Linked DNA regions of Mus musculus: region 2 is linked to region 1. A link is a loop called in an ENCODE intact Hi-C map of the cell type or tissue named here. Cell type or tissue: heart. All regions are shown on one strand. Each heading gives the region's core, and the rest is flanking DNA. Links, peaks and the distances in the headings are about the cores only. Region 1 overlaps Dnah3 (dynein, axonemal, heavy chain 3). Region 2 overlaps Rexo5 (RNA exonuclease 5).

Region 1 (2,500 bases), core at 1-2,500:
AGGTGGCTGTCATGCAGGTAGAGCTCACTGCCCTTCAGCCTCAGCTCATCCAAACCTCTGAGGATACAGCGATGATGATGGTGAAAATTGAGCTGGAGACAAAAGAAGCTGATGCCAAGAAACTTCTGGTGCAGGCAGATGAGAAGGAGGCTAATGCTGCTGCTGCCATCTCTCAGGCGATCAAGGTATGTGACCAGGCGAGAGGTGCACAGGGAGCCAACACTGCTAAACGTATGTGACTGTGCCCACCTTGCAGATGAGACAAAGGAGATTCAGGAAGGGCGAGTGAGTTTTCCAAATCACCAATTAGGAGTTAGTGAAGAAGGCTCTTGGGCCATCTCTTCTCTATCCCACTCTGAGTCAAAACTGGGACTCAGCATAATCTCATCTGTTAACTTTTCCCCTCATTCACTGTGCCCTGGCTACAATAACCTTCTGGTTATTCCTTCCCCGGGGCCTTTGCACTGGCTGTTCTCTTTGCCTATCGATATCCCCATGCCGTCTACTTCACCTCTGTCACGTTTTTGTCCAGTTGTCCCTAACACATGTGTGTAGGTATGGAACAAATATTTTTAGGATGGCAGAATATTGAACCTAGAGGGCCACATTTGTAGGTGCTTCTGGCCATGTTCTGAGAAGGGATCACCACACATTCAGATAGCAGAAGATAGCCTTATTAGCATTTTACGTGACAATTACACAGGTCTCAGCACTCTCTGTAAGGGATTCCATTTGAGGGTCACAGGCACCTAATGAATGACAGATGTCAATATCTGAGAGTTGCTAGCACTGGGGTCAGGAGGAAATGGCCTCACAGAGCTGTGTAGGTCATTGACAGGACTATATGACAAAGCACAGGACACCTGCCTAAGGCATTTGTCCATGTGCCTTAAGGAATTAGGGAATCCCTTAGGGAATCCCTTCAGCCGTTTTCAAGCCTGAGTTTGAGCAAGAGGCAGCCTGTGTCTGGCATCTGTCCTAAATAGGTCATGAGTCATTTTCTTGAAAAGTACAGGGCTTCCAATTGGCATCTCTCCAGTGAATCCTGAGACCTGACCTCTGGCAGATGTTTTTCAGAGGGTCTGATCCCTCCCTGTTCTCAGAATTCACAATGAACACCATGTCCTGGATTGTGAAAGTTGGTTCACTTGCGGTCTTAGTGGCTCAGAAAGAAGACAAAATAGAAACCATAAAATATAGCCACTTCCAGGTGCCAGGAACCAGATTCTAGTGGCAATTTGTCATTCTATGGTAAAATGATTATACTAGACACTCATCACATTTAACAACTATTTATTAAACACCTACTATGGGCTGGCTCATTTTTTTTTTTTTTTTGTCAAGGAAAGTAGGAATGAATAAGATAAATAAAATCCTTTTCCTCGTGGAGATTATATTCTCTGGTGCTCATTCTCTTGAATCCTACGTACACTACAATACACATCATACCGAATTATTCCCACTTGACATATGAGGAAATCGTGACACAAGATGTTTCCAAAGTTGCATGACCACCAAGTGGCATGATTCAGACCAAGAGCTCTTTGACCCACAAACCATGGCACTTGACCATGAATCCAGACGTTGCAGACTGGCAGCTGGGGACCACATGTGTCCTGGGATGCAGAGAAGATTCTATTGACTCATTTTGAGGCAGGGACTTGCTAGGTATCCCAGACTGACCTTGAGCTCATGAGCCTCCTGCCTCAGCCTCCTGAGTGCTAGGACCGTAAGTGTGTGCATCACAACCACACTCAGGGATGTTTCATTTGAAGTCAGAAATAGTTAACCTTTAAAATGCAAGTCATTTCAAGTAAAAATTCTGAAACTTTTGCTTTTCCTTAGGGAGAAAAAATAATTAGGACTCTAGCGACATGGGCTCTGCTTTCTTGGGTTGTGCCCATTCTCAGGAGTAAGAAGCTGCCGACCTTTTGAGTTCTAGCCTCCCCAGCTCCATCCAGTTCAGTTCCTGTTCTTGCCTCAGTGCCCTGGCCCCTGGATGTGTGTGACTTTACAGCTCATTTATAATTCTGTTCTATAACCAGGCAGCCAAAGTGCACGACCAACTCTGCTCCTCCCTAGCCTCGGTTTCTGCATCAACAGATTAAGATTACTGAGGAAAATAGAAAACAAAAAACCACGTGGGCTGGAGAGATTTCTCAGTGTCTAAAAGCACTAGTAGCTCTGGCACAGGACCCACATGAAGGCTTACATGAGTCAGCAACTTTAATTCCAGGGGAGTCTGACACCCTTTCCGAGTCTTCCCAGGCACCGGGCATATATGTGGTATACATATATACATACAGGAAAATACTCAGACAGATAAATAAGTAAATACACAAATGAGTAGAGAGTACGTAAAGGTGTGTGGCTAGAGGTCCACATTGGTGGTTCTCTGAAACAGCTGTTCTTCTTCATCTCTACTCAGTGTGCTAGCCTAGCTTCTCACCAAGTATAGGAACCATCAGGAAGGGAACAGCCCAGGCAGGATTGTGCTCTG
Region 2 (16,172 bases), core at 5,867-8,366, 110 kb after region 1:
CTTTTTGTTAATGTCAAGCTCGGTTGGGGTAACGTGGTGACTGTTTAGGTTTACATGACCCTCTTCTCTTTCCCTTACCCCAGACATGTATATATACATATATAAGATATGTATATATTTTACCTTTATAAAATATATATATATACACATATATGTATCTATATCCCTTTGTTTGTCTGCTAAAACTGGCCATGAAAGAGGGAGCTGCCTTCAATCTGTAGTTTAAGAAGATGCCAGGGAGCATCATAAACGGAGGCTATTGTATATTAATTTAGACTTTTTCACTAAAAAGAACATGAATGAATTTGCTTGCCGAAGGAGGAACCAGTTCTCTAGACTCCATGCTCACTCTACAAGGCCAGCTTTGGTCAAGCTGCCACTGGGGCCTGAAGAGCTGACTCTGTCCTACCTTATTCCACTAAAGTACCATCTTGATAATTTCCCCTTAAAAAATATTCTCAAAAATGTACTGGAAAGTGGGTGGCAGGAGCTTGTACAGTTCAGCTTCCAACATTTCGGAACAGATTTAAAAGGGAATCTTTTAATAAATAAAAGTTACAAAAATATTTATACTCTTGATACAATGAAAAAGTGTCTATTAAATATTTGGAATTTCCTCCCTTGATTAGTCTACCCCAAATCCTGGGTACATGTTTCTCAACCTGGGTAAGAATTGCATGCTTTGAGTTCTTCATGAGTCTTATAGCTCTAGGCACTTATCTTTATAAAAATGATTATTTAAGGAGATGACAGTCATATTTCTTAAAGTCGGTATTGACACAGGGAACATTTTTGTAAGCCTCACAATTGTCCTTCCTTGAGGGATGAGATGATGAATATCAGCCACAGACTTACGATAGTGCTGGAAGGCCCAAGTGGCTGTTGGGCCAGATGTACCCCTTTTTTTTCTAGCCAGAATAAGATGAAATCCTTGAGTAAGAATCCAGGAGCCCAGTAGTTTCTGAGGGCACAGCTACATTATAACATTTGGTTAAGATCTCATCTAGCCAGTTAGTTGTTCCTAATTCAGGATTAGGTAGAAATCTAATGAGGGAAGAGGTGGAGTTAGGTAAGACTTTCTGTCCCAGATAAGAAAGGGTGTATGTGGGGAAAGTGCCAAGAGGGAGTTTGCCAAGGGCCCCATGGACTCAAGGAACTAGATCTTTTCCTCATTGGGTAGAGGTTTTTTTAACTGCTCAGTTTCTCCAATCCCAATGCCTGCACCCCAACCCCAGCCATTTAGAAATTGTGATTATATTTTTAATCATCTGTTGTTGAGAAACCAGAGAAAGGAACAGTATTCAGGGAGGGACTTTGGGTTTTCTGTGTAGTTGCTTTGCTTTGCCAAGAGATTCTCAGTGAGGTGTAAGGTTTGCAGTTAACACTTCTGGGAAACAAAAGTTTCTGTTTCACTCACCCTCAGATAGGCTTGCTGCTTATTGGGTGGATGAGCAGTGGCTGGGAGCCAAATTGCTCCTCAGGTTAGCTAGCTTTGTGGCTTCAGGTGATTTGGGAAGGGGTGATATCAGGGTGCCATTTTGGAATTCTGCAATGTCTAAGCATTACTACACAGACCGTTGGAAATTGCATACTTTGGGCAAATGACTTTTTGAGTTTCCATGGTAATTCTTTAGTAACTTATTAGCAAGCTGATATGAGATAAAAAGTTACTTTATTGAATTCTTTCCCTTAGTCTTCCTTGCCAAACTTGAATGTATCATTCTCATTGACGCTTTGCTGTACTTCTGGGGGTTGCTTCAGCAGCTCTCTCTTCATTGTGGCAGATGCGCCAACATGTCTGTTGGGTCCAGAAGTCTGTATGTACCTATCTGATAAAGAAGTTCTCAGAGCTGACTGAAAATCCAAATTTCAGCCAACACTTTGGGCCAAGGGAAAGATAACAGAAAATGTGCAAAGCAGTACTGTTCATATTAGAAGGGCAGTGAAGAATTACCATGCACACAGAATTAGCTTGAAACAGTACTGTCTCCTAGGGTGTGGTCTCCAGGCCAGATCAGGTTATGGGATCCCATAGATTATGTACGTAGACTGCACATTGGTGGGAAGTTGCTAAGATAAAGACTTGTCCAAAAACTAACAAAGCAAAAGATGTGTTTATTGGAATGTATAGTCTGCTGTATTTCAAGTGGGGTCTTCAGTGCAGCAGGTAGACCTAGTTATACAGTTATGTAAGGGATAGAGAACTACTGTTAAAAGGTTTTTATCCCCTCTCACCACTTAATCTCCTATGTATGTTAGGATGGCTAGTGATGACCTGAACATCTTGGTAACAGACAGAGGTCTTACCTGGAGGACTAAAGCAGTACTTAGCTTAAATACTTGAAAGGACAAAGTTATCAAAATACGTTGATTAGGATTATTTAAGGTCATGTGACACTGATCTTTTCTTCTGGGTCACGTAGAGGATAGGTTCTTGCCACACTCTTATTCAGAGTTTCCTTGGTAAGCTGTAATTGCAGCCCATACCAGTTTGACCTGGCCCAGGACTACATGCTGGGGATGCTCACCAGGAGTCGCCCCTGGTCTCAGCCCCTCTCCTCTTTATTTCAGAGAAGGATGCTTGAGCATTGGGCACAGATGCTGAGGTGGTTTGATTAGCTGAAAAACCAAGTTCTGATTCAGGTGTTGGGGCATCATGTTCTGTTTCTCTTGGAAACCCAGCCTGCTCTCATAGATACCTACTTCCATCACATATCCTGAGCATTGCCAAAAGAAGCCATTTAGCAGCTGCTGTTTTTCTCTCAGCACAAATATATTTGCTACAGAAGAATTCTCTTTTCTCTGGTCCTGGTCCCCAGACCTCAGAATCTGTTAACTGCTCTTCCCTGCTGCACTGAATATGGTTCTAGGTTTTGAAGAGGGAATTTGAAGCAATAGGCAATCAGGGCTTGGTTGAATTGGTCTTGCATATATCCTGTCTTAATCCTCTGAGGTGATGAGACACTGCTCATGTGACCTTCTACCTTTGTGGATCCCTCTTGGTTTGTGACCTTCGTACCTTCCCTGAGGTTGTACAAACTTGACAAAAGTTAATACTTTTGTATTCTCTGCACTGTTGCACTCTTCAAATAGCCCCCTGAATATTAACTTGATATACACATCTTTCTCTTTTATGTCTACAGTATTTTTTCCTTTTTTTTTTTTGAAGGTTATCTGCTGTTGAATTCAATAAATTTGTTTACCTAATTATTGATATTTCTGCAGAAAACAAAAAACAGTGAATTTATTCTGAGGTAAAGTTTATCAACCCATTGGGAACCTTTTCCAATGTGATGCTATGCTATATTAACAACTTAGGAAAATGACCCATGTAGGATAGGAGTCTTCCTCCATGCACATGAATGCTTGCTTAGATGCCCATTACTGAAATCATCTTTCTTACCTTAGGTATCACAGTTCCCATGAGAAATAAAAAGACAGTTTTGAGCTCTATGTTAAATACATGGGTGGTCCCTAGGTCTAATTAGGCTTGCAATGATTAAGTTTATTTTTTAATTCATCTGCAAAATAAAGGGCATTGGTATTAGGATTTAAGAAAAAGTCTGTGAAACACCCATGATATCTCATAGTTAGTGCCTCATAGTTAAGCCTCCTTAAGGTTCATCAAAAAGATGTTAAGGGTATTGTGTGGTGGTGGTGGTTGTGGGCACAGCTGTTGTGGGGGATGATATTTGACCTTTCCTCTCTTAGTGGGGTGGGGATTAGATAAGCCCTTTCAGTTGGGAAGGTTGACTACACTCCCTAGAAAACTTACCCTTGCTCCACAATCCTCTCATTGACTCCTGGGCTTGTTTCTTCTGTGCTTTGTCCCTTCTATTAAGCACAGATAGGCTCTACAGTAGTAGAGTGGACAGGAAGACACCCAACTGAATGTTAACAGAGTGGTGAATGGATTACAAGATGATAAAACCCTATTTTCAACTAAAACGATTGGCAAAAAAAAATTTTATACAGTTACCAGATGAGCTTAATTGCACGTGGAATGGAATTCTACCAAGGAAGTATGCTAAAAAGTCCAGAGGGATAGAGAAGAATCACTTTAATTCTGGCCTCTCCTAGTGAATCCTCAAAGCAGATTGCTAAATTGGCTCTAGAAGTCATCCCTCTAGGCCTGGGTTTTGACCCAAATTATAAAAGAAAAAAAGTATATAATTGGATAAATTTATCTATATATGAGAAGAAGCTGCTGTATGTCAAGGTAGTGTCAGGAAGAATAAAGGTCAAGTCATTAGAAATACAATTGGCCAGTGGATACTTACATGAATTAGGACTTTAAATTACAAGATTTCCATGCTTTAAAAAGCAAGCTAGAAGCACATTATTTTTTTTTGAGACAGGGTTTCTCTGTGTAGCCCTGGCTATCCTGGAACTCATTCTTGTAGACCAAGCTGGCCTCAAACTCAGATCTGGCTGCCTTGGCCTTTGCTGGGATTAAAGGCGTGCGCTGCCACCACCACCCAACCTAGAAGCACTGACAAAGGGACACCATATTTCATCCGTAAAAGCAGTTGGCTTCGCATTAGAACAGGCAACAGATATATACCAGCCACTGAAGAATATCTAGCCAAGAAGCTTCTGAAAAATAGCCCGGCATGGTGGCACACGCCTTTGATCCTAGCACTTGGGAGGCAAAGGCAGGCAGATTTCTGAGTTCGAGGCCAGCCTGGTCTACAGAGTGAGTTCCAGGACAGCCAGGGCTATACAGAGAAACCCTGTCTCGAAAAAAAAAACAAAAAACAAAAACAACAACAACAAAAAAAGAGAAGAAGCTTCTGAAAAGCTGAATGCCCAATCTAAATGGTACTCCAGAAAATAGTAGTTGAACATCTGAAATTGTTCTTTAATGCATCACAGTGGCAGAGAATTGAGGCAATGCTGGCAAACAGAAATATCTTTCTGTAATTAAAAGAACCATTAACGTGCATTAATACAGTAGCTTTTCTCTTAGAAGCTGTGTAAAGACATAACTGCAGCTTCAGAGTCAGCAAAGTAGAAGTCAACAAAGTTTTAGAAATTATGAGTTATATTACTTACTATATTATTCAGCTATTTAAAAAGATCTGAATAATGACAGAAAAAACTTAACCTTGTAAAATATTGGCAGTCATTGATTCTGGGTAGTTAAGTGTGTCTTTTTATTTTCCAAATTTACACTGACTTTCCTATTTATTTTATAAGAGGTCATTTTCAGAGAGTCAAGGAAATAAACAAATGTAGCTTAGTGTTCTGAACAATCCCAATATAGGGACAGGAATTCGAAACCAAATTGGGTTCTGTAAAAACCTCTTGAGTTGCCCTTTCCTTAAGACTGCTCCTTGGGCAGCTGTCTTGGCAGCTCAGCATTGGCTGCCTAGAAGGGTGTGGGAGGAACAATGTGCAAACGCACGTATGAATGGAATGTGTGTTTTGCAAGAGGCCAAGTTGGCAGCTTTGGTTTCCAAAAGGTGGGAGCATCAGCTGGAAGAACACAGTGTGCAGAATCTTCGGAGGCTTTTGCGGGCCAGGTCCATTTCTTCAGTTTTGCAGTTGGGGCCTGGGGGAAACCCTCATCCATTCTGAAGGAAATGGAGTGCCTTAGGTTCAGAGTGCCTTGATGGCTTCTTGGAACAGTTTGCAAAATCCCCTAATGTTTGCCACTTATGTGCTCTTAAGTTGGACTTTTTCTAACAACCATGAAGTAGGTTCTGAGCTCCCATTTTAAGCAGGGTCTCATAGGAAAATAGCATTTTTACTGCTGTTCTTGACATGTTCCACAAATGGAACTTTGAAGTCTCATACTTATTAAAAGTAGGTATTTCCTCATCTTATACAGCTATGGAAATGAACTCAGAATGACCCAAACACACAGCAACAGAACCAAAGTTCTAACCCAGGCCTGTCTATGTCCAGGAGAGGCACTGTCTATTTGGACCGGAGCCTCAAGGGGTAGATACTAATTGAACCCAAGCTGGAAAAGAAACTCAAGTTAGCCCAAGTTTCCTCCAGTGGAGGACTCCAGGAAAATGTGTGTCAATTTCACATCAAACCTTTGTTCTACTTAGGGTCCAACTTATAGAGAGGCTACATACATTTAAGGGTTAAACACTATCTAAGTGCCCAACTTTAAAGTTTCAGAACTATTTCTTTTCTCTCCTAACTATAATAATGCTGAACTTTTTTTTTTAAAGTAAAAACCAGGGCATCACTATGTAGCCTTGTGGCCTGGCTTTCAGACTCAGATCCACCTGTCCCTGCCTCCAGAGTACATGCATCACCAAGCTTGCTTGGGTTTTCTTGTTTTGTTTTTAGTTCTTAACCTCAGATATCAAAGCCTTTTGTAAAATATGATTTACCTGTCATACTATTCAGAAATACTGTTAACATCCTGGCATATAGCATTCCAGGCTGGGTTCTAATTGTATGCATAGCTTTGTATATTTACCCTACACATCAGGAATCAAAACTATATAGTACCCCTTCACATGCACAACTATGAACAACTAAGTGAAGTTATCTCCATGGTAAATTCTGAGAGCCCGATGAGGTGCTTTTGATCTCAGAAGGCAGAGACAGGTGGATCTCTTTGAGTTTGAGACCAGCATAGTGGACAGCCTGGTTAGCTACATAAAGTGAGACCCTGTCTCAAAAAGCCAAATAATAATAATTCTATGAGATACTAGCATCTGCTTGTGAATTAATAGTATTCAACTTATATTGAGCAAATAATTAAAACAGCTAGGATTTGAAGGGGGATGTGTGCACACTCATTCCTTTCTAATAACCCTATGGTATCTTCTACCCTACGCCCCGCTCCCCTTTTTTTAATACAAGTATCTTAACTACTCTCACTTTTTCAAGTGGAATTATAGGATCTGTGTATACAAAGCAAGGTTCTTGGTGTGTGTGTCTGAATTTACTTTCTCAGGATCAGTTAATATCTACAAGATTAGGAATTGTGGAGCCATGTCCCATCTTTCCAACACAGCATTACCTGTGAGAGTCACCTTAAAACTTAGCACTGTGAGTTTGAAGTTTCCAGTTTCCAAGTAGTGCCCTGTCCGATGGGGACACCTGCTGGTGAAGAGTGATGCTGCAGCTATATCCCAAGGAGGAGGAATTCCCAAACATGGGATTGAAAGCTAAGTCTCTTCCACTCTCTTTGCTTTTGCCAGATGTTTGTTCAGCCTATCTCCACCCCCTGGCCCCCTTTTCTAACAGATGCCAAGGAGTCAACAGTTTAGCCAGTTACTTACAGAAACTTGACAAACTGGCTGGATTTTCTTTTCTTGGCCTCAGTATATGTCATTTAATGGTAGTGCTACAGGAATCAATCAGTACCTGTGTAATAAACTCAGACACAAAATACTCATCCACCCCCACCCTCCCCCAGCATTACCACCACCACCACATCTAAGAGGAGGAAATGTTTTGAGTTTTAGGCATTTATTGGAATTTTGAACATGACAATATACTTTAGAGGGTATCCCAAAGCTATCTGAAAGAGGGAGAGGCTTGCCATCATTGCATGTGAAATGGCACTTGGAAAGTGCAGAGACTCACACTCTCACGCCTGGGGTATCACTTTCTTCTTCCTCTTTTATTTTCATCAGTCCTAGGCCAGGGTGCGACCCAAAAGCACTGCAATAAATAAAAACAAAGACATGCTGGGTTTTGTTTTTTTGCCTTTTGTTTTTTCAAGTCAATGTTTTCTCTGTGTGTAGCTTTGGCTACACAGTCACTCTGTAGACCAGGCTGGCCTCAAACTCATAGATATCCACCTGCTTCTGCCTCTTGCGTGATGTGATTAAAAGTGTGTGCCACTATCCCCTGGCTGAGGAAGTAAGTTTTTAAGTAGGCATGTGCCATACACCAAGAGGCAGCTTTTGTAAAGTTGCCTGCTGGAGAGGGCTCAGTGAAGAAGCCTGATTCATATCCTAGCTCTGCCACTTAACAGATCAGTGGCACCAAGGTTTAAAGAAGCATAGTAGTAACCAGCATTTACTGGGTTCTTTTGTAAAATCAAGTATGGACAGTTTTAAACACTTGTATCACTGGGCTGCTTTTAAGTTTTAAAAAGACAAGTATTCATTCCATCTTCCAAGGAAAGACTCAGATATAACTTGTTTAAATCATACAGTTGCAAATAAGAACCAGGTTTCAGTAATGAGAATCTGTCCTTAGAGTCCCTAGAAACTAGTGTTAGTCTTTTCAGTTTACTTAAAGCTTTGTTAGTACTACTTGAAAATCTTTCTATTGCTTCTTTAATGATGCATGTTATTGGAATAGTGCTTTGATACCTGTTAGTTCACGGTCACATTTTTATGAATATTCATAGGACTGGGTTAAGAGAACTAATGGAGCTTTTTGATACAAGACAGGCAGAAAATGAGTAAAACACAAATGGTTAACTAGCAAGTTAGTAAGTACTAAGTCTTTTATGCAGGTTTCTGGAGTCAGATCATTATGGTTGAAAGCCTGACTAGTTACACTTACTGAGTGACCTTGGTAAATTACTTAACAGAGGCATTACTGCAATGTTTGTGCTTAGTAAGAACATGAATAATTTAATTCTGACCCAGAGTCTATCTATGTAGCACAATACTTGCTTATTAAGGGTTTGACAGATCTCCATGTGTCAGCCAGTGAGTTTCCTGGATCCCTGCCCACCTGCACCACACCAAACCTTATGGGTGTAAACATACTGTGTCCTGGCTAACTTTGGTGAGTATCCTAAACACTTACCTACCTGCCCTGTTCCTAAGCCTGAGGCTCACTGTTAGTGACCCTATGTTCCTGCTTAGCTAAGACCTTGGCTCACCCAATTGGCTCGGCTTGTATAACAGCTATGCAACGCATTTACTGTTCCTGCTTACCACTGAATTGGAATTAACCCTGTTCATCCAATCCAAAATCAACATTTAGTATCTGAAGGATTGACTACCAACTCTTGATACTCAATCTGAAGCCAACCAAGCATGGGCAACAAAACCAAAACTTCCAATCAACAGAGGTGGGCTAGAATCAGACATATAACCCACAAAATTGTTCTCCATGACCAAGTCACATTGCAAAAACATAAATATTAAAGGCTAAGAGATTATATCCCCCTATAAACCCAGGAGTCCTGTATAAATATTCTCTAATAAAAACTACCTAGTGTTAAATTTAAAAGAAAATCATAAGCACCATCAGAAACCAGTAAACAACTCAGTGAACTTAAAGACGATCAGAATAAATCCAAGATAATACTGAATGTGACTGAATGAAATGACAAGACAGTTCAAGATCTGAAAGCTAAATTCAGTAAAAGGTAGCAATAATGAAACTGGAAAACTCAATAATGTAATTTTAACTCTCGGGAAAGCCTTACCAGCAGCGTGGATCAAGAAGAGAGACTATGACTTGAAGATAAAGTAGAAGAATTAAGGGTGGAGAGATGCTCAGTGGTTCTGAGCATTCACTGCTCTTGCAGAGGGCACAAGTTCAGTTCTTAGTTGCCAGCTATAACTCTAGCTCCAGAGGATCTGCTGCACTCACACTCGTGTGGCACACATACACACATATACAAATAATTAGACTACACATGTAAAGCATATGAAAAATTAACAAATCTACAAGAAAGGGATTTAAAGAACTGAGAAGGCCAAATCTAGCCAGATGTGGCACACACCTTTAATACCAACTGCCAGGGCTATGTAGACAGAACCTGTCTTCCTAAACCATAAAAAGACCAAATTTACAAATCACAGGCACAGATGAAGGACAGGAAGCCCAAGTTAATGACACAGACCAGAACTTTAACAAGATCATACAGGAAAACTCCCCCAAATTAAGGAGATATTACTCAAACTATTATTTGTAGCACAGTACTACTAGAATATCAGAATCTTGAAATACGTTTAACAGTGGCCCAAAGTCCTTATGTAGCTGAGGTTGGCCTTGAACTCCTTATTCCTCTGTCTCAACTTAATAGGTGCTAAGATTACAGGTATGCACTACTAAACCCAGCTTTTTTATGTTGAAGCAACCCAGTTTGAGCTGGCAGGAATGGCTCAATGGGCATGTGACAGCTGATCTGAGCACATGTATGTAGTCTCCAAAGATAAATGAATAAGACAACAAAGAAAACCTTAAGAAAGAATAGTTCAATAATTTTCTAACTACTCCAAAAGTCTCACTGTCTCTCTTCTCTGTGGCATGTGTGTATACACATGCACGCACACACACACTCACCTCAGAACTGTACTGTTTCAACATTAATTTTATAAGTATTTATCATATTTTATGTTTTGAAGGATCACTGACTTACTGCAAATCCCTCACTGGAGAATTTTGTTTTCATATGTTTTCATAATGTACTCCATGACTGGCTATCAACTCAGAATCAGTCTTTCAACTACTATGACCATCTTCCCAGCGAGCTTGGTCACTTGTTAAAAATATGTAATAGGAGGTAGGACCAGACTCACACAGCCTATTTCAGTATTTGTTAGGCTTAAAATTAGAAAGTTTAAAATTGTGCTTCAAAAGCAGAGGTAGCAATGAAGTGAAGAACAAGGAAGTCATGTTTATACTTCTAATCTGTGAAGAGGGTAGGCCTGATAACAGCTAAGCCTGGGCCCTGTGATAGGAAACCTTATCCTGTTGTCACTTTAGGTACCTATTTACCTCAGACAATGCACTGCATCAGAAGTACCAATACGTTCAAGCATACATGTGAAAAGGAATGTAATGTCTAGCTATGAGAACTATGATAAGAACCCATGCAAATCCTCATTATGCTTGGACACAATTCGACTAAAGGTATTTCCTTGGGGACAGCTAAATTCCAAGGGTCAGAATCATGAGGCCAACACATCAAATCTTACTTCTTGGTTCCTGGCATCAGGATGAGGCAGAAGGTGCCTGGGCTCAGGCTGTGGTAGAGCTTTTCAATCTTCCGGCTCCAACGCCAAGCTACTATCTTTGGGTGGTTCACCTTCCGAGTCTAGGACCAAAGTCATATATTGACATTTAGCCTCCTGTTCACCTTGATAAGAACTGTAGGACTTTCTCAGGTTCTAAAGCCGTAGGAAGCCCTGGAAAAAAAACTGTCTGAAACTGCAGTCCACTCTATAAACCTCAAGTGTTCAGGATCACTGTGGCAGAGGGCCACTGCTGTTGATTCTTTTAAGTGATCTTCCAAAAGGGCCCTAAGCTAGGGAGCCATACATTGATGAGGCTCCCTGCCTGGCCTTTGCCTTTAAGTGTCTTTGTGACTTGGGATGAATCCCTGACCAGCTCTAACTTCTGTCTCTCACCTGTAAAGTATGATGCTAGAGCAACGTTTCCCAAGTTTTAAGCAGCCTTCTATCTCTACACTTCTAAATATGCCTCTTTTATACATACATTTCCCTTAAAATGAGTCAATTTCTGCTTTTAATCTTGCCTGATCTCAGATCTGACAAGGTTGTACAGTTTAATGGAAGTCATAAACTACAGAAGTAGATAGACGTAGCAATAAAATCTACCTACGACAGTCAAAATTTATCTTGTATGTGAAGCATACTCTGGAAAGCCCTGAACTAGATCTCCAAAGACTTAGCCAGCTCTCCAGTCTCCCACCCTGGTCCCTCCAAGATCCTTAGAGAACCACTTTGAAGAATAAGAATGGGATTTTAGTGAATATTAAAGAGGCAAAAGTATATGAGATTTGAGAGAATATGACTGGGGCAGGGGGAGGCTAGAGTTGGCTGGAGAGTGACATGAGATGGGGCTGAAGGCAAGAAACAAACAAAACTCCTGAAAGTATAGACATAGTGCCAATGAGCAAGCCTTTCCTAACTATGCTCCAAAGAACATAGTTACCAGAAGACCAGTGTCCAGAACCAGAAACCCAAGCAGCTACCTAACTCTAATGCTGCCCTAGGACACACTCACTTACCCTGAAGATGTGCCTCTCCATGAGAGGAGGTACAATTCGAAGCCCCATAGGCATTGCTGGTTCAGGATGTATGTCCTTGAGCCATGCCTGAAGGTGCCTTGGGGTTAGGGCATTTCTGCCTTTCAACTTCCAGTCTTTGCCTTTGAGAATTTCAAGGGCTACCTGGGCACTGTTGACAGTTTTAAACTCTAAAAGCAAGAAAAATCCCAACATTTGTTACCGAGGGCCAAGAAAGCAGATCCACAGCTAAGGTATGGGGATAGGATCCAGAATTAGAAGCTCTGCCCTGGTCTAATCTAGGAGAGTTTGTTTGATGAATCCCTTCTCTGATATCATGTTATCTCCAATTTCCTTCAAGGATGAATTTAATAGTAAGACTTACTCAGGAAACAGTAGTTTTTTTGCTTTCTGCTTTTAACCTCTTTAGGCAGGATCACAGCTTCCAGGTCAGGGAAGAGGTTGGACTGCTCCAACAGGTGTTCTTTAAAGGTTTCACCAATTCCAGCCACATATATAGTACCTTGGTTCTCCGAATCTTGCTCTAGCTCTCTTACAAGGGTGTCACACTCAAGGGTAAGTTCAGTCACAAGCCTGCGCACCTAACCAGGAAAGATGGTACAGAGTTACCTCAGCCTCAGTCATGCTGGACATCAGAAAGTTAATTTTGCAGCTTCCTAATCTATACGGAGGCAAATAAGTGCTTCACTGAACTGACTGTAGATGTAACTGATAAACACATAAATATAAATACACATTTTCATATATATACTTTCTCCAGTTCACTGCCTCCTCTCTCCATTGAAATTTTGCTTACTTGTACCAAAAGAACTTCACGATCCCACCATCTTACCTCCTTGAAAGCTAAAGGAATGGGCAGACTCATAATAGCCATGTAGAACAGACCTTCCATGCATAAGGACAACTAATAAAGAATATAGTGAAGACTCTAGTCTATCCCAAACTGAATTCTATAAAACTAAAGATATTCAGTCTTGACTGAAGGCATTTGTTACACTGTCTCATGCCTGGGCATCTCCAGAATGTCCCTACTTACAGGGGGCTGTAAACCTTGCCTAGATGAAGGGGGCTGATTTCAGCTTTGTCCACCTTACCCTGATACAGGAACCTTCTAATAGACTGCCATTCATGGTCTCTAGAGCCAGCTGAGCAGCTTCCAGGACTTCATATTGTATAGAGAAGTAAGGCTGCACAAAGAACAAGGTTTTTACCATTGTTACTTTCCAAATCAAACTGCTAAAGAAAGGGGCTGAGAACGGGACCTTGACCATAGTGGCTGCCATAGTGATGGGCCAGACAGCTGCTGGATTCTAGATTGTCAGTCAGCTTTAAATAAAATCGCCTAAGTTCACGAATTGGTTTTAAGACAGTAACTTTCATTTTCCTTTTAAAATCAAAGCCCACTGTTATGGTAGTACAAGGAAAACTAGCAAATTCATCATTGTCTAACTTGCTCTTCATATTTATTACAAAGCACTAAGGTCATTCATGTATGGCACAGGCAGGGAGAGATTCCCAGATGTTTGATTAACTTAATTTTTAGACTGCATTCCAGTCCACTTGAGAAGCTGTTCTTCCACTGCCTGGGCTACATCTTCAAATTATCTGCGCTACGACTCAAAGTAGCTAAATCCCTGTAATCATCCGAGCTACATGTCATCATGGAAAAAAGTTATTCTACGGAAGTTTTATGAAAAAATTGTTTTGAACAAAATTTTGAAAATGACACCAATGGTAATAAAAAAGAAAAAAGACACTAGATTTCATCAAAGTTAAAAGCTTTTACATATCAGGACTACCGAACTGTTAAAAGGCAGACCACAAAATAGGAAAAAATATCTACAAACCACATATCTAATAAGAGATTGATACTAAAAAAATTGTAGGGATGCTTGGAATGATGAAGTTTTACAGAAGGACAGCCCTGAAGGTTGTATAATATTAGTGGACTTATGCAAACTTGAAGGGTTAGAAATGGAAATTCCATCTGATGTGTATTAGACAAAAACAACAACAACAAAAAGCTAGCAGGGAAAAATAAGTAGTTACAGTCTTGCCACAAAGTTCTCAATTCTAAGTCTATTCTCAGAGATAATATCTGTATTTTTAGCTATAAGAACAAAAAAACTAACTTTGGAAGTCCTTGGGTTTTTCTTTCACTTTCATAGTTATACTAGGTTATGAGCTGTCTCAGTTCCAAGTTCTAAAGGTACCAAAAAAAAAATGTAGTGACATTTTCTCCTACTCCTTTACTTAGGGGATGGAGTCCTTCCCTTGGGAGCCTCCATCTTTACTACGTACTACATAACTTTTTATAGATATCGCTTTCTTCTTGGGGAAAGAGTCTCACTATGGAGGCCTGGCTGACGTAGACCTAGATCAGGCAGGCCTTGACTATGCAGTAACTGTCTCGCCTCTGCCTCTATGTGCCATCATATCCTGCTTCTACATATAGTGTTATGCTGTTTCTAGTTTTAATTCTTGTCATGTTGTCTTTTATACTTATGCTACTACTTCAGATGTCAAATACAGTCATTCACTGATTTATGACCAAAAATATGAGGTTTTACTTACTAAGTCTTTTGAACTAGATAAATTTTAAGATTTTACATATATTTAAATAATAAATTTTTCCTTTTTATTGAAATAGATTTTTTTAAATAATTAAAAACCTTCAGAATAGTTATGTTAATAAAAAATCATAGTCATCTGTACATATGTTTGTCCCCCACCCCCATACACCTCTACATTTTTTCCAGAGGTCTGCAGGCACTAAGGACAACCAGGTGAGATGCCTCCCCCATCCTAAATCCCCTGCCTCCTGGGTCCCAGCAATAGAGAGATGTACTCTGTCCTCTGAGCTCCAGTTTTTGGCTCCTGGATATGCTGGAATTTCAGGAGGCCTGCAGGCACCTTGGACAACCAGGTAGGACTCTGCCCCAGGTTCCTTGCCTGCCATGTTCCCTTAGGGCACACCCATAAGCGGCAAACTATGCCCTGTCCCCTGTACTTCATTTTCTGGCCCAGAAACAGATAGCTAACAGCCAGCATAAGAACACCAAACAAGATCCAGGATAATATGGCACCATCAGAGCCCAGCTATCCTACTCCAGCAAGCCCTGGATATCCTAACATGGCAGAAGAACAAGAAAATGACCTAAAAGTCCAACCTTATAAAGATGACAGAGGCCTTTAAAGAGGAAACGAATAAATCCCTTAAAGAAATACAGGAAAATACAAACTAACATGTGAAGGAAATGAATAAAACTGTTGAAGACCTAAAAAAGGAAATAGAAGCAATAAAGGAAACAAACTGAGGAACTGCTGGAGATGAAAAAACCTATAGAATCAAGCAAGCATCAACCAACAGAATACAAGTGATAGAAGAGAGAATCTCAGGCATAAAAGATTTGATTGAAGAAACTGATACATCAAAGAAAATGTTAAATCTAAAAGTTCCTGACCAAAAAAAAAATCAAGGAAATTGGGGACACTCTGAAAAGACCAAACCTGAGGTTAATAGGAATAGAAGAAGGAGAAGATTCCTAGCCATAAGGCCCAGAAATATTCTCAACAACATCATACATTTCCCCAACCTAAAGAAATATATTCCTATAAACATACAGGAAGCTTACAGAACACCTAATAGATTGGACCAGAAAATTCTCCTGCCACATAATAACCATAACCAAAACACTAAATATACAGAACAAAGAAAGACTATTAAAAGCTGCGGGGGGGGGGGGGGGAGAGGCCAAATAACATATGAAGGCAGACCTATCAGAATTACACCCAACTTTTCAACGTTGAGGCTCTAAAAGCCAGAAGGACCTGGGCAGATATCTTACATTCTCTAAGAGAGCACAGATGCCAGCCCAGAGTACTATACTCAGCAATACTTTCAATCACCATAGAAGGAGAAAAGATATTCCATGACAAAACCAAATTTAAACCCTATCGATCTACAAATCCAGCCCTACAGTAGAAATAAGGAAAACTCTAACCCAGTGAGGTTAAGTATACCCACAAAAACACAGGAAATAATTCTACAACAGAAACCCATGCATGCAGGCATGCACACACAAACATGCGCACACAACACACATGAACATGCTACAATCACCAACATCAAAATGAAAGGAATTAATGATCACTGGTCATTAATACCTCTTAACATCAATGGACTCAACTCCCCAATTAAAAAAGACACAGGCCAACAGAGTGGTTGCAT

The links. A loop is a pair of places that touch in the nucleus more often than their neighbours do. Peaks named below come from ENCODE experiments on the same cell type or tissue, not always from the same donor. Only the 100,000 strongest peaks of a DNase experiment are listed, where the experiment ranks them.
Region 2: it touches region 1 in a loop (2.9-fold over the local background); 3 of 42 quality-filtered maps call a loop at or near these places.

The regions. Positions count from the first base shown.
Region 1 is chr7:119,959,820-119,962,319 of GRCm38, reverse strand. It overlaps Dnah3 (dynein, axonemal, heavy chain 3), which reads left to right. Exons shown (of 61, transcript NM_001370806.1): 50 at 3-185. Among named protein-coding and RNA genes, the nearest start is that of Lyrm1, 65 kb to the right of the region's middle. In heart, for the core only: no CTCF peak of the experiment used is centred there; a DNase peak (open chromatin) is centred at 1,009.
Region 2 is chr7:119,840,198-119,856,369 of GRCm38, reverse strand. Rexo5 (RNA exonuclease 5) reads right to left here. Exons shown (of 20, transcript NM_001370778.1): 16 at 13,036-13,128; 17 at 12,306-12,522; 18 at 11,924-12,111; 19 at 10,869-10,987; 20 at 7,427-7,638. The coding sequence ends at 7,557. It overlaps Dcun1d3 (DCN1, defective in cullin neddylation 1, domain containing 3 (S. cerevisiae)), which reads left to right. Exons shown (of 3, transcript NM_001163703.1): 3 at 1-3,207. Among named protein-coding and RNA genes, the nearest start is that of Dcun1d3, 47 kb to the left of the region's middle. In heart, for the core only: a CTCF peak has its summit at 7,071 (motif pointing left); no DNase peak of the experiment used is centred there.